2 separate regions of the Homo sapiens genome follow, and region 2 is linked to region 1. The links are chromatin contacts, found by Hi-C or POLR2A ChIA-PET in ENCODE. All regions are on one chromosome and are shown on one strand. Each heading gives the region's core, a stretch centred on a gene start or an enhancer-like site at or near the end of the contact. The rest is flanking DNA. Distances are from core to core; before and after follow the strand shown.

What was found. A loop is a pair of places that touch in the nucleus more often than their neighbours do. ChIA-PET counts read pairs that join two places held with the same protein, here RNA polymerase II (POLR2A). Pooled maps may share reads with other maps.
Region 2: a loop to region 1 is called in a map of PC-3, with 4 times the contacts of the local background. The contact joins two enhancer-like sites. A Hi-C loop is called at or near these places in 3 of 168 maps with a recorded cell type or tissue (Calu3, PC-3 and PC-9) and 1 of 50 pooled maps. POLR2A ChIA-PET finds 5 or more read pairs at or near these places in 2 of 52 experiments (IMR-90 and Panc1).

The regions. Positions count from the first base shown.
Region 1 is chr5:17,054,247-17,060,498 of GRCh38, forward strand. No RefSeq gene overlaps it. Among named protein-coding and RNA genes, the nearest start is that of MIR10522, 99 kb to the right of the region's middle. Within about 2 kb of position 3,530, at least 6 of the 41 ENCODE cell types and tissues checked have a DNase peak (open chromatin) inside an H3K27ac peak, as active enhancers do.
Region 2 is chr5:17,187,252-17,193,503 of GRCh38, forward strand. The region is part of intron 1 of BASP1-AS1 (BASP1 antisense RNA 1); the gene reads right to left. Among named protein-coding and RNA genes, the nearest start is that of BASP1-AS1, 27 kb to the right of the region's middle. RefSeq lists a silencer at 3,029-3,323. Within about 2 kb of position 2,325, at least 5 of the 41 ENCODE cell types and tissues checked have a DNase peak (open chromatin) inside an H3K27ac peak, as active enhancers do.

The DNA of each region.
Region 1 (6,252 bases), core at 2,280-4,779:
GAAGATGAAAATTTTATAAAAACAGGCTTTACTGAGGAATTCTTCTATATATTCAAAGCTATCAGCTGGGTGTAGTAGATCATACCTGCAATCCTAGTGCTTTGGGAGGCCAAGGCAGGAGGATTGCTTGAGCCCGAGTTCAAAACCAGCCTGTGCAACATAGTGAGACTCCGTCTCTACAAAACATAGAAAAAATATCTGGGTGTGGTGGTGCATGCCTGCAGTCCCAGCTACCTGGGAGGCTAAGACAGGAGAATCGCTTGAACTAAGGACATCGAGGCTGCAGTGAGCTATGATTGCATCACTGCACTCCAGCCTGGGTGACAGAGAGAGAAAGACCCTGTTTCAATAAAAAAAAAAAGAAAAAAGAAATGTTAGCTAGTGAAGTTGATGCAAAATCCTTGGAACTACACCCGTGTCTGCATATGTTTCTGTGAGATAAACCCTCTGAATGGCTTCCCTGATTATGCGAAGTAGTAGCTTGAGTTTTCATAGGTGACCACTGTAGTCTTTAGTTTCTCCAGAGTCAAGGTTAATTGGAGGAGGCGATTACACTGGGAATCCAGAGAAGCAGACACACAGCATCCTGGGAACGGCGGCTGTTTGGAAAAGTCTCCTTGGCCACTGGTTGCTTTACGGCAGGCAGATGGAGGCCAACCAGGAAGCAGCGTTTTTCTCCCACGTTGGCGGTGATTCCCACTCTAAAAGAAACCTCTGGGGTCTCCCAATGTAAGGAAGACCACTGTGAAAAACGCGATCACTTTGATTCCATCAATGTTGCTGTGCTAGGAAGAGACCTAAGTCACCCCTGGCATCCTCCCACTGAAATCCAATATCTACTTCTCTGCTCCTTGTATCAAGGACCTAGAATTTCACTTTGTGTTTCTTCTGGAATTCTAAGATCCTATCCCTAACCATGAAGGTCATGAGCTCATTAAACGTTTCTATATACACCGAGTATTTTAAAAAAATAGCAGACTAATGCTGACAATGTTAAAAAATAATGTCGATAAAAATAATACTGATAATATTAAAATATTTTGGAGTGGCTCTCCTTTTTTTTTTTGAGACAGGATCTCACTCTGGAGTGCAGTGACGTGATTTTCAGCTGACTGCAGCCTCGCCCTCTTGGGCACAAGTGATCCTCCCACCTCAGCCTCTCAAGTAGCTGGGACTGTAAGTGCGCACCATCACTCCTGGCTACTTTTTGTAGAGATGGGGTTTTGTCATGTTGCGCAGGCTGCTGGAGTGGCTCTCTTTAAATAATAGTTTAAAAGGAATAATTTATCTCACTTGAGCAAGTTATTAAAATGAAGTTTCAAATGCAATATTTATTTTTCTTTTTTTTTGGTGTTTTTTTGTTTTTTTCAAATGCAGTATTTAAACAGTCAACTTTATATCAGTCATGACCAGCAATTGCCCAAATAAACAGAAAAATGCAACTTTCTTTCAGTTTCTTCATAATGTCTATAATTTTGAAGTAGATGACTGAAACGATGAGAAAAAAATAGAAAAATTGACAATTTTACTGTATTTAAAATGACACCATTTTCCTGCATAGTTTGGATTCCATCAGTCAGCATTGATTTGGGTTTACTTCAGTTTAATTTAGTAGGAACCCCCAGCTAAACTCCAGAAGGGGGAGGAGTACAAATTTTCATTTTTACCAAGGTCTTGTTTATAAAGAGCCTCAAGTTTCTTCAAAAATGGGGATAATAACACATTTTCTGTGAGAATCGGTAAGTATACGCAAAGACAGTCTTCACACACCAGGCATTAAAATACATAAATATCAAAGACCGTATTGGAAAATTATTTGGTCACTTAGCTAAACTAAAGGATAAGATTAGAAAATCAAAATGGAACTTGGTCTAGGACAAAGCTCACGATGTATTTGGGCCAAAGTGTCATTCTACCATTGTTAGGGGAATTCCCATCAACTGCCAAAGCTTGGGCTCTGCCCAGAAAGGGATTAATTCCAAGACAGTGTTCCCTGAGTGCCTTCCAACCACACCCACTACTACTCAGTGCCTTCTGGACACCCCAAATGTTGTCTTATTCATGCCAACTTTTATATTTTTGAAATATGCTTCTGCAATACAATTTATAAAGAGGGGAGAACACAGACTTTAGGGAAGGCGCTCTCTCTCCAGTCAGTTTCCTCAAGGCTCATAAATTCCCGGCACCTGGCTTCATTCTCAGACAATGAATCCACGATTTTCTGGCTTCAGTACAAAGCAGGGAGGACCTAGCTCCTGGCTGTTTGTGAATCTCTTCGATTTTCCGGCTTCAATACAAAGCAGGGAGGACCTAGCTCCTGGCTGTTTGTGAATCTCTTCGTCTCCTATAAAACAACAGTTCTGGCCTGATGCAGTGGCTCACGCCTGTAGTCCCAGCACTTTGGGAGGCCGAAGCAGGGGGATCACGAGGTCAGGATTTCAAGACCAGCCTGACCCAACATGGTGAAACCCCATCTCTACTAAACATGGTAAAACCCCATCTCCACAAAAAAATGAGCTGAGTGTGGTGGTGCATGCCTGTAATACCAGCTACTCAGGAGGCTGAGGCAGGAGAATCATTTGAACCTGGGAGGCAGAGGTTGCAGTGGGCCGAGATCGTGCTATTGCACTCCAGCCTGGGCGACGAGCAAGGCTCCATCTCAACAACAACAAAAAAAAAAACAAAAAAAAAAAAACAGTTCTGGCTGAGTGCAGTGGCTCATGCCTGTAATCCCAGCACTCTGGGAGGCTGAGGTGGGTGGATCTCTTGAGGTCGGGAATTCAAGATCAGCCTGGCCAAGATGGTGAAACCCCATCTCTACTAAAAATATAAAAATTAGTGGGGCATGGTGGCTCATGCCTGTAATCCCAGCTACTTGAGAAGTTGAGGCAGGAATATCATTTGAATCCAGTGAGCTGAGATCGTGCCACTGCACTCCAGCCTGGGCAACAGAGTGAGACTCTGTCTCAAAAAAAAAAAAAAAAGAACAGTTCTTCCTGCATAACAGCACTAAGTATTGCCTCCTCTCCTCTCAGTTTTGCATTTTTTTTCAGGTAGAAGAGATTATCTGCAATATGGAATTTGCACATTCGTATTGTCTTCTCCTGGGAAGTTGCCTAGACACATGCCCCAATTTGGAAGTCCTTTTGTAATTTAGCTATGCCGTTTTCCTGGGGTTGAAGTTCAGGGGAGAAGCACAGCCTGAGATTTACTCTCCTCTCTTCACCTTTGCTTCTCCCTCTCAAAGTAGAGTCTCATTCAAAGCAAAGTGTCCTTGGCAACCAGTTTAGCAAGTTTTTCTTTTTTTTTTCTTTTGGGATTCTTGGCTGCCAGTGTGGGGCTGTTCGAGATGAGCCTCATCCAGCAGTTTTAATCTTGTGGCTCTAGGTGGGACTTTTACTGGATAAGCTGAGACTCAGTAACAGGCAGAGTTGTCTGGAGGTTGGCAAAACCTACTGGATGACCCTCAAGCTCTTTAACACGTCTACTATGTGTCTGCCTTTGTTACAGTAGCTTTTCTCTGGGGCAGTATGGGACAAACGGGCTGCCTGCCAAGGTAAAATGTGACTAAATTCATTTCTTTATAAACAAGACCTTGGTGAAAATGAAAATTTGTACTCCTCTCCACTCTGGAGCTTAGCTGGAGGTTCCTACTAAATTAAACTGAAGTAAACCCAAATCAATGCTGACTAATAGAATCCAAACTATTAGGCTCTGGAAGGAGGCTCTGGAAGCCCAATGGCAGAGAATTAAGAATAGAAATCTCCCTTCTGGCTCCTAGGCCTGTGGTCTGAATTATTTCCTGTACTTCTGCCCTCTTGTCTACTTGCATCAGTGATTAAGAACATTTGGGGCCAGCGCAGTGGCTCACGCCTGTAATCCCAGCACTTTGGGAGGCTGAGGCCAGTGGATCACTTGAGGTTGGAAGTTTGAGACCAGCCTGGCCAACATGGTAAAACCCCATCTGTACTAAAAACACAAAAATTAGGCCCGGCAAGGTGGCTCACACCTGTAATCCCAGCACTTTGGGAGTCCAAGGTGGACGGATCACCTGAGGTCAGGAGTTCAAGACCAGCCTGGCCAACATGGCAAAATCCCGGTCTCTACTGAAAATACATAGATTAGATGGATGTGGTGGTGCATGCCTGTAATCCCAGCTACTCAGGAGGCTGAGACAGGAGAATTGCTTGAACCCAGGAAGCGGAGGTTGCAGTGAGCTGAGATTGTGCCATTGCACTCTGTCTCAAAAAATAAATAAAATCCTTTCTCTAACATCAGAGTTTTAGCCTTTGCACATGGCTATCTTCTTAGGCACAGTTTGTAGAAGAAAGTATTACGTTTATTTAATTACTCATTCATTCAACAAATATTTATTAAACATGTGTGCTAAGCAATCTTCTAGGTGCTAAGGAGACGGGTGAGTTGTGAGCACAACAAAGATCTCTGTCTTTGAAGAACTTACATTCTAGTGCAAGGAGACAGATGGAAAATGACATAGATAGCTTGGACAACATGGTGAAACCCCATCTCTACAAAAAAATACAAAAACTCGCCGGGCGTGGTGGTGCATTCCTGTTGTCCCAGCTACTCGGGAGGCTGACATGGTAGGATCACTTGAGCCCAGGACGGGAGGTGGAAGTTGCAGTGAGCTGAGATTGTGCCACTGCACTCCAGCCTGGGCAACAAGCAAGACTCTGTCTCAAAAAAAAAAAAAAAAAAAAAAAAAAGAGAGAGATAGACCAGGGAAATCTATGGCATCTTAGAAGTGATAACTGAGCTGGGGGAAGGGTGGGGTACTATGTAAAAAGACCTACCTAGTGGAATGAAGACCTGAAAAGAAGAGAGGGAATGAGCCACGAAGGCAAAGGAGAGAAGGCAGGAGAGACCCTGGCATATTCAATGTATCTGGAGAAAGTGAGAAAGGATCATGAGGTGAAGACAGGAGGGTAAGGATGGGGCGGTCCTGTGTAGACCATGGAAAGATCATGTAAAGATCATGCACAGATCATAGATCATACATAGATCATGAACAGATCACACAGAGCTCACAGACAGGTCATGGATCATGCACAGATCGTAGATTATGCATAGAACATGAGATGGGAAGCTGTTGGACAGTTTTTCAATTTTAAAAATTCAGTTAATTAATTAAATTTAAGAGGCAGGGTCTCAACTGGGTGTGGTGGCTCACGCCTGCAATTCCAGCACTTTGGGAGGCCAAGGCAGGCGGATCACCTGAGGTCAGGAGATCAAGACCAGCCTTGTCAACATGGTGAAATGCCATCTCTACTAAAAATACAAAAGTTAGCCGGGCGTGGTGGCAGGTGCCTGTAATCCCAGCTACTTGGGAGGCTGAGGCAGGAGAATCGTTTGAGCCCAGAAGGCAGAGATTGCAGTGAGCCAAGATCATGCCACTGCACTCCTGCCTGGGTGGCAGAGCAAGACTCTGTCTCACAAAAACAGACAAACAAACAAACAAAAAAAACAGTGTGATCTGATTCATGTTTTAACAAAATCACACTGATTTCAAGGTTGGAAATTGGCCTGTTGGTAAACAAGGGTGGGAGCAGGGAAGCCAGTAAGGGCTCTAGCGAGTTATTCGGGCAAGAGATGGGGGTGGCCTGGACCAGGTTGGTGGCATGGAGGAGGTGGATGGTGGTCAGATTCTGTATATTTTTTTTGTAGTAGAATTGAAAAGATTTATCCACAGATTACATGGGTGTAGAAGAGTCAAAGATGATTCCAAAGTTTTTATTTGTGCAACTGATAAGAATGGACTGGCTATGTACTGAGATTGATGAGAAATGTGAGAGTACCTGGTTGGCTGGAGGGAGGGTATGGTTGTCAACAACTTGGCTTTGTACATTAAATTTGAGACGATTATTAGACATCCCACTAGAAATATCAAAAAATATATATTGGATAAAAGAGTTGAAATTCAGGGGAGGTTGGGCATGGTGGCTCACACCTGTAATCCCAACACTTTGAGAGGCCAAGGCAGGAGGACCTCTTGAGGCCAGGAGTTCAAGAACAGCCTGGGCCACGTAGTGAGACCCCCTAACTCTACAAAAAATTAAATAAATTAGCCGGGCATGGTGGTGCATACCTGTAGTCCTAGCGCCTCAGCAAGTTGAGGCAGGAGGATTGCCTGAACCTAGGAATTTTAAGCTGCAGTGAGCCATGATCATGCCACTGCACTCCAGCCTGGGCAACAGAAGAGACCCTGTCTCTAGAAAAAAGGAAAAAAAAGAG
Region 2 (6,252 bases), core at 1,075-3,574, 130 kb after region 1:
GTGTTCTTTGGCACCACACAACCTGCTCCTGACAGTTCCCAGCTTCCTTAACTCTGGGGCATGCATTTCTACCACAGGCCTGCCCCACTTTCTGGCAACAACCTCCTAATCTATCTGCTCCTTCTCCCTGCCTGGGTCACCTCCTTCCTGTCTACCATGTCCTTGTCTCCCCGTAGCACTAGCCTAGGACCCTCCAACCTCAGCCAGATAGTCTACTTTCACTGAGACCTACACAGTTTGTGGTGTGTACCTGACTCATCTTGTGTGACTGTCATGTTTATTCTGTGGTTATATTTTTCATAATTCTTCCATTATAAGGATCCATATGGGGCTGAACCACTTCCTATACCCCACCCGCATTCCCACAAGCTGGATCGCATGTGAAGAATCTGATAATCTCTCTCTCATCTGGAGATTTGGTCTTAGTTCAGTAATGCCCCTGATCCAGGGAGTTAGTTGTCTAGGACACAGACTTGGCAGGGAGGTGAGGTGGCACTTTTCAGTGGCCATGACTCTGTAGCTGGGAAGCAAGGAAGCCACAGGGTGGTCTTGATCATGTGAACCAAGCCCGTGAGCTTGGAGGAGGGGTGGCACAGGGCCTGTGAGCGGTGGACACGCTCAGCCATGTTTCTGTGCTTCTGAGTTTTAGGCTTGTTAAATTTTCTTGATGTTCTTTGATTTCCCTTTCTCCTTTCTTTAGTAGCTTTGGAAATTCCAGTCTGTTTCACTTCTGCTGAAACACAGCAAGGATAAGGGAATTTTCCCTGGTGTGGCTCCATCTTTAAGATGACACTTAACTTTGGGAGGCAGAATGCCAGGGGCAGAGGGAGTCCGACCGAGGGCTCTCTATGGTGATCCCCCACCTGTGGCACACAGAGGATGCCCAAGTCAGCGAGCTGAGACCTTCCTGTCCCAGGGACGTGTAGAGCCAGGGAATTTGGGGGAGAAGATTTGGCTTGGCTTGTGCCTTATCTTTCCCATCATTCTGAGAGGTGAAGTGGCTCTTTCTCAGAATGGAATGGAGAGGAAGGAAGATTCTTGTGGTTACTGGAGAATTAGAACATGACAAGGTACTCGCTCCATTTTGTTTGAGATTTTATGAATTCTCAAAATATCAGAGGCATTTCTATCAAAAAAAAGAGAAAGGTCCCCAAAAGGCAACTCTTGAGTGACCACCATTTTGGAGGATTTATTCATTCTTGTCTTGTAGGTGGGTAATAAAGAATAAAATATAATTGTATAATACTTTAAAAAGACTATACAGGCAGTTGGGAGTCCGTCCACCAGGCTCTGCTCACTCGCTGAAAGGCAACGTGATTTACTATAAGATGCTTAACTTTGCTGTATATTTCCTGAGGTTTAAAATAAGATCTGTACTTATCTTTTCCTTTAAACTGACATGAATAAGGGAACATTTATGTCAAATAATTTGAGCAACTCAAAGGAGCAAAGTGCTTTAAAAATGCCAACTGGACTGTGAAGTTTTTAGGTATTTGAGGAGATCTACAAAATGGACTGGAAAAAATGGGCATGTCTCCAGAAATCACCAACAGCTGTGCGTTTAAAGATAACTAAAAATAATATTTCATATTGAGAAATTGGAATATCGGGGTTGAGTAGACCGGAAAATAGGGAAGAAAAGGAGAAGACACAGAAAAAAAAAGCCTTAAAACTTCGTGCTTCAGCAGTTGAACCTCTCTTGATTATCATTCCCAGAATTCCATTCTACTTTTTCCATTTTTTTTTTTTTTTTGAGATGGAGTTTTGCTCTGTTGTGCAGGCTGGAGTGCAGTGGCACGATCTTGGCTCACTGCCACCTCCGTCTCCTGGGTTCAAGTGATTCTCCTGTCTCAGGCTCTGAGTAGCTGGGATTACAGGCGCCCGCCACCACACCCAGCTAATTTCTGTATTTTTAGTAGAGACGGGGTTTTGCCATGTTGCCCAGGCTGGTCTCGAACTCCTGACCTCAGGTGATCCACCCACCTTGGCCTTCCAAAGTGCTGGGATTACAGGCGTGAACCTCCGTGCCCGGCCTACTTTTTCCAGATTTGGTCATGAGTTTCCTAGGGCTGCCATAATGAAGGACTACAAACTGGGTGACCTAAAACAAGAGATCTATTTTCTCCAATTCTGGAGAACAGGAGTCTGAAATCAAGGTGTGGGCAGGCCTGGTTTCTTCCGGAGCTCCTTCCATCTCTCCCAGCTGCTAACAGTCCTTGGTGTTCCTTGGCTAGTGGACGCATCACCCCCCTCTCTCCCTCTGTCGTCCCACCGCGTTCTGTCTCTGCATCTCAGTGTTCAAATCTCCTCTCCTTATAAAGACAGCAGTCACATTGGATGAGCGCCACCTAGTGGCCGAAGTTTAACTTGAGGACAACTGCAAAGACCCTCCTTCCAATAATGTCACATTGGCATGTAAAGAGGGGTTAGGACTTCAACATATTTTTTCGGAGAAGACATACAATTCAACCCAAAACACTGACCAAAACTTCACTTTCCCTGGGCGACCCCAGCATGGCAAGTTCTCTGCGTGAATAAGGCAGTGGTTGTTTAACAGGCGTGCCAGGAGGCTCAGGGAGCAGGAGCTACAGGGACCTGCATTGTATTCTAAGCGACATGAGGGCGCCTTGCTGTAGTTTCTTTCCTGGGTCTTATCATGCCTCTCCTAGCTCTCAGTTGCTCTTCAGCTTGCAATCCAAGACATGTATTTGTAGTTTAATGAACAAATCATATACTTAAAAAAATGGGTTAGTTTAATCTTAAAAAATCAAAGGCTTTAAAAAAGGGATCACAATGTATGTTTCTAGCCTCTTGCATTCACCTTTACCTTTCCTCCTCCATCTGCTACAGTCACAAGGAGAGCATCCACTTGACCTGTAGTCAGGGAGCACTGCTAAAGGTTGTATCTTCACTCAGCTGCAGTCAGCTTGTGACCGCAGATGCGTTATGAAATTAAATGTCCTCCTATTTTAAAGCTTCTACGAGTCATTAAAATTTTTTTGTTTATGGATATCATCAGGAGTGGTAGGGTGGGAGGAGGATAAGGGAAAGAGAAGAGGATGTTTTCAGCTGAGCAGAGGAAGCAAAGTTTGACATTTACAAGACCCGCATGTTATCTCTGGCCTGACCGTCTTGGTTCACATTCTTGTGTGGGTTCAAGTTTCCTGAGCACATGCATATTGACCTTAGTAAGAGGCCAACTCTGGATTGCCACGAGTCAGCTAACTCCTGCTGCCAGAAAATGGATTTTTTTTCTTCAGCAAGAAGTGCCTTGTGCAATTTTTCCTAATCAGGTCTGAAAAATAGTGACCTCTCATTTTGCAAAAACAGTTCACTATTGACAATATTAATAAAAACACGTGAGTTTACATAAATTAAGGGTTTTGGGTCTATTTCTGTGTGCTTTGACTGCAGTGCCTCCTAGTGGACACTTTTATGCTATACAAGTTTCTCATGGTTGATTAGTACTCACAGAAATGTTAAGAATGCATTTGAACAAACTCATTGTTTTCTACAGTAGGTTCCTCTTTTGTTTCTTGTTAGGTTTTAATTTTTCCCCAGCTAAGGTTCACTTCAATACATGACCAAATTGTGTCTATGTACAATCCTCTGATTGTTCAGAGGAAATTTTCTACACCCCCCTTTTCCTCATCTTAGGAGAGAATTTAAAGAGAATAAAATGCGCGCATGAGTAAGTTGCCATAAGAGCTTTTAAACTGTGGTTGGTAACATGATATATGTATCTGGAAAACTAGAATGCTAAAAATACCGCAATAATGAGGCTTTAAAACTAAGATGATTATGACTTAAACATTTAAAAGCAGGGTAGGAATATGAACTCATTCAGCAAGAGTTTGACATCTATTCCATTCTAGAGGGCTTGTGGCAAGTATGTGGGGAGGAATGGCCAATCCCCAGATAAAGGCCACCTGCTTGTTGCTTTCCTGCCTGTGACTTTATCCCCAGATGATTCAGAGAAGATAGGCTCTCCAGCCGCCCGCATGTTCCCTCTCACTGTGGATGTAATTGGGGTTCAGGTGAAAGTCCTCACCTCACTTCCTGGTGTTGTAGCTTCAGGAGTCTGCAGGGTGGCAAAGTCAAGTGATTCGAGCCAGGATTGTCTTACGTGGGGCCCAGCTTTGGAGGGTTCTGAAAGCTCCTTGAAAGTGACTGTAAAGCTATGACAGAGATTCCCAGACTTCGAGATTTTACAAAGAAGCCAAGGAATAAAGAAAGCTTTTAATGGGGGATTAAAGAAAGATGCCCAATTTAAAAAACAACAAACTTTTTTCCCTGTAATAGCGTTAAAAATAAACTACTAACGGGCTGGGTGCAGTGGCTCATGCCTGTAATCCTGGCACTTTGGGAGGCCGAGGCGGGTGGATCACCTGAGGTCAGTAGTTTGAGACTAGCCTGGCCAACATGCCAAAACCCCGCCTCTACTAAAAGTACAAAAATTAGCTGGGCGTGGTGGTGCACAGCTGTAATTCCAGCTATTCAGGAGGCTGAGGCAGGAGAATCGCTTGAACCCAGGAGGCAGAGGTTGCAATGAGCCGGGATTGCGCCACTGCACTCCAGCCTGGGCGATGGAGCAAGACTCCGTCTGAAAAAAAAAAAAAAAAGGAATAATGAAACAGCTACCATCAGCTACCATCACCTACCATCACTGGTTCATAAAAGAAAGAATGCTTTAACACAAAAGACAAGACATAATTTTAAAAGCAAGGACATTTCTTCCCAGGAGAAAATATTTTATGTAAAAGGTATAATGTGAATATGCATGTATATACACATACACACGCACATCTGTCCTTACTTTTCTTTCATTTCACCACGAAGCAAAGAATAGTTTCTTGTGAACTGGCAGTTGTCTGTGGACTGGCATTTGGGGACTGATATGAGAACTTTGTCCCTGAACTTTGACGTTCTCTGGTGTGACTTGGAGAGTGCCTCCACTAAGTTATTTCTTTGAAATCAGGACTCAGGACTACATTGTTGCTTTAGGAGAGCTTTTGCCCTCTTGAGTTACAGAACTCGTTCCCTGCTGGCCTCGGTTTGTGGTAGAGAACACGTGAGAAGGTCAGAGCTGAGAGGCTCTTGGGAACCACAGGACCCAAGGGGTCTGCTGGTTAATCCTCCTAATTTTGTGCAGAACAGTACATGATTATTCCAGACAGATGGGAATGTGCCCGTATGTTCAGAACCTCAGAGGAAGGATTCCAAAGCCTCCCTAGACATTGCATTCTAATGCTCAGGAATGCTCACTCTCACAGAGGAAATTTATAGACCCTTAGATAGCCATTTAGAGCCAGAACGGGTCTAACATGACTTGGTTTGAATTTCCTTATATTACAAAGTTGATAATCAGCCTTGATGACACAAAGGACATGCAGGGGTTCACTCAAGTTGTTTCTGGAGAGACCGACACTACTCTATCTGACCCACGCAGCCTAACACTGCAGCCTTACACAGGGAACCTAACACTGCAGCCTCGCACAGGGATGCACATCTCAGATGATGGGCGGGCCGGGTTCAGGTCTCCTGATGTAAATCACACTTAACCCACTCCCTGAGATGATACAGTGATTCATCTCGCACCTAATCCCACTCCCTTGAAATACAGGGATGCATAATTTCCCACCTAACCCCACCCCCTGAGATGCAGTGCTAACTGGTGAATATCCCCCCTGCCCCACATTTGAGCTGAGGAAAAGTCAACATTTCCTTTCCTGAGCGCCTTCACCTGATGGGCTTGGATCCATTATTTTATTTTCCAAGCTTTCTTTTAATCATGCTTGAACTTTTAATCCTTTATTTAAAGGCCTTATCTTTTTTTTTTTTTTTTTTTTTTTTTTTTGAGATGGAGTCTCGCTCTGTCTCGACCAGGCTGGAGTGCAGTGGTGTGATCTCAGTTCACTGCAGCCTCCGCCTCCCGGGTTCAAGAAATTCTCCTGCCTCAGCTTTCCGAGTAGCTGAGATTACAGGCGTGCGCCACCACAACCAGCTAATTTTTGTATTTTTAGTAGAAATGGGGTTTTACCAAGTTGACCAGGCTGGTCTCGAACTCCTGACCTCAGGTGATCCGCCCGCCTCAGCTCCCAAAGTGCTGGGATTACAGGCATGAGCCACTATGCCTGGCCTAAGGCCTTATCTTAATATTTAATTGTTTGATGTTTTTTCAAGCATAATTCCATTTTCATGTGTCATTCCAAATATGCACAATATTCTAATGCCCAGTTGATACTGAGCATT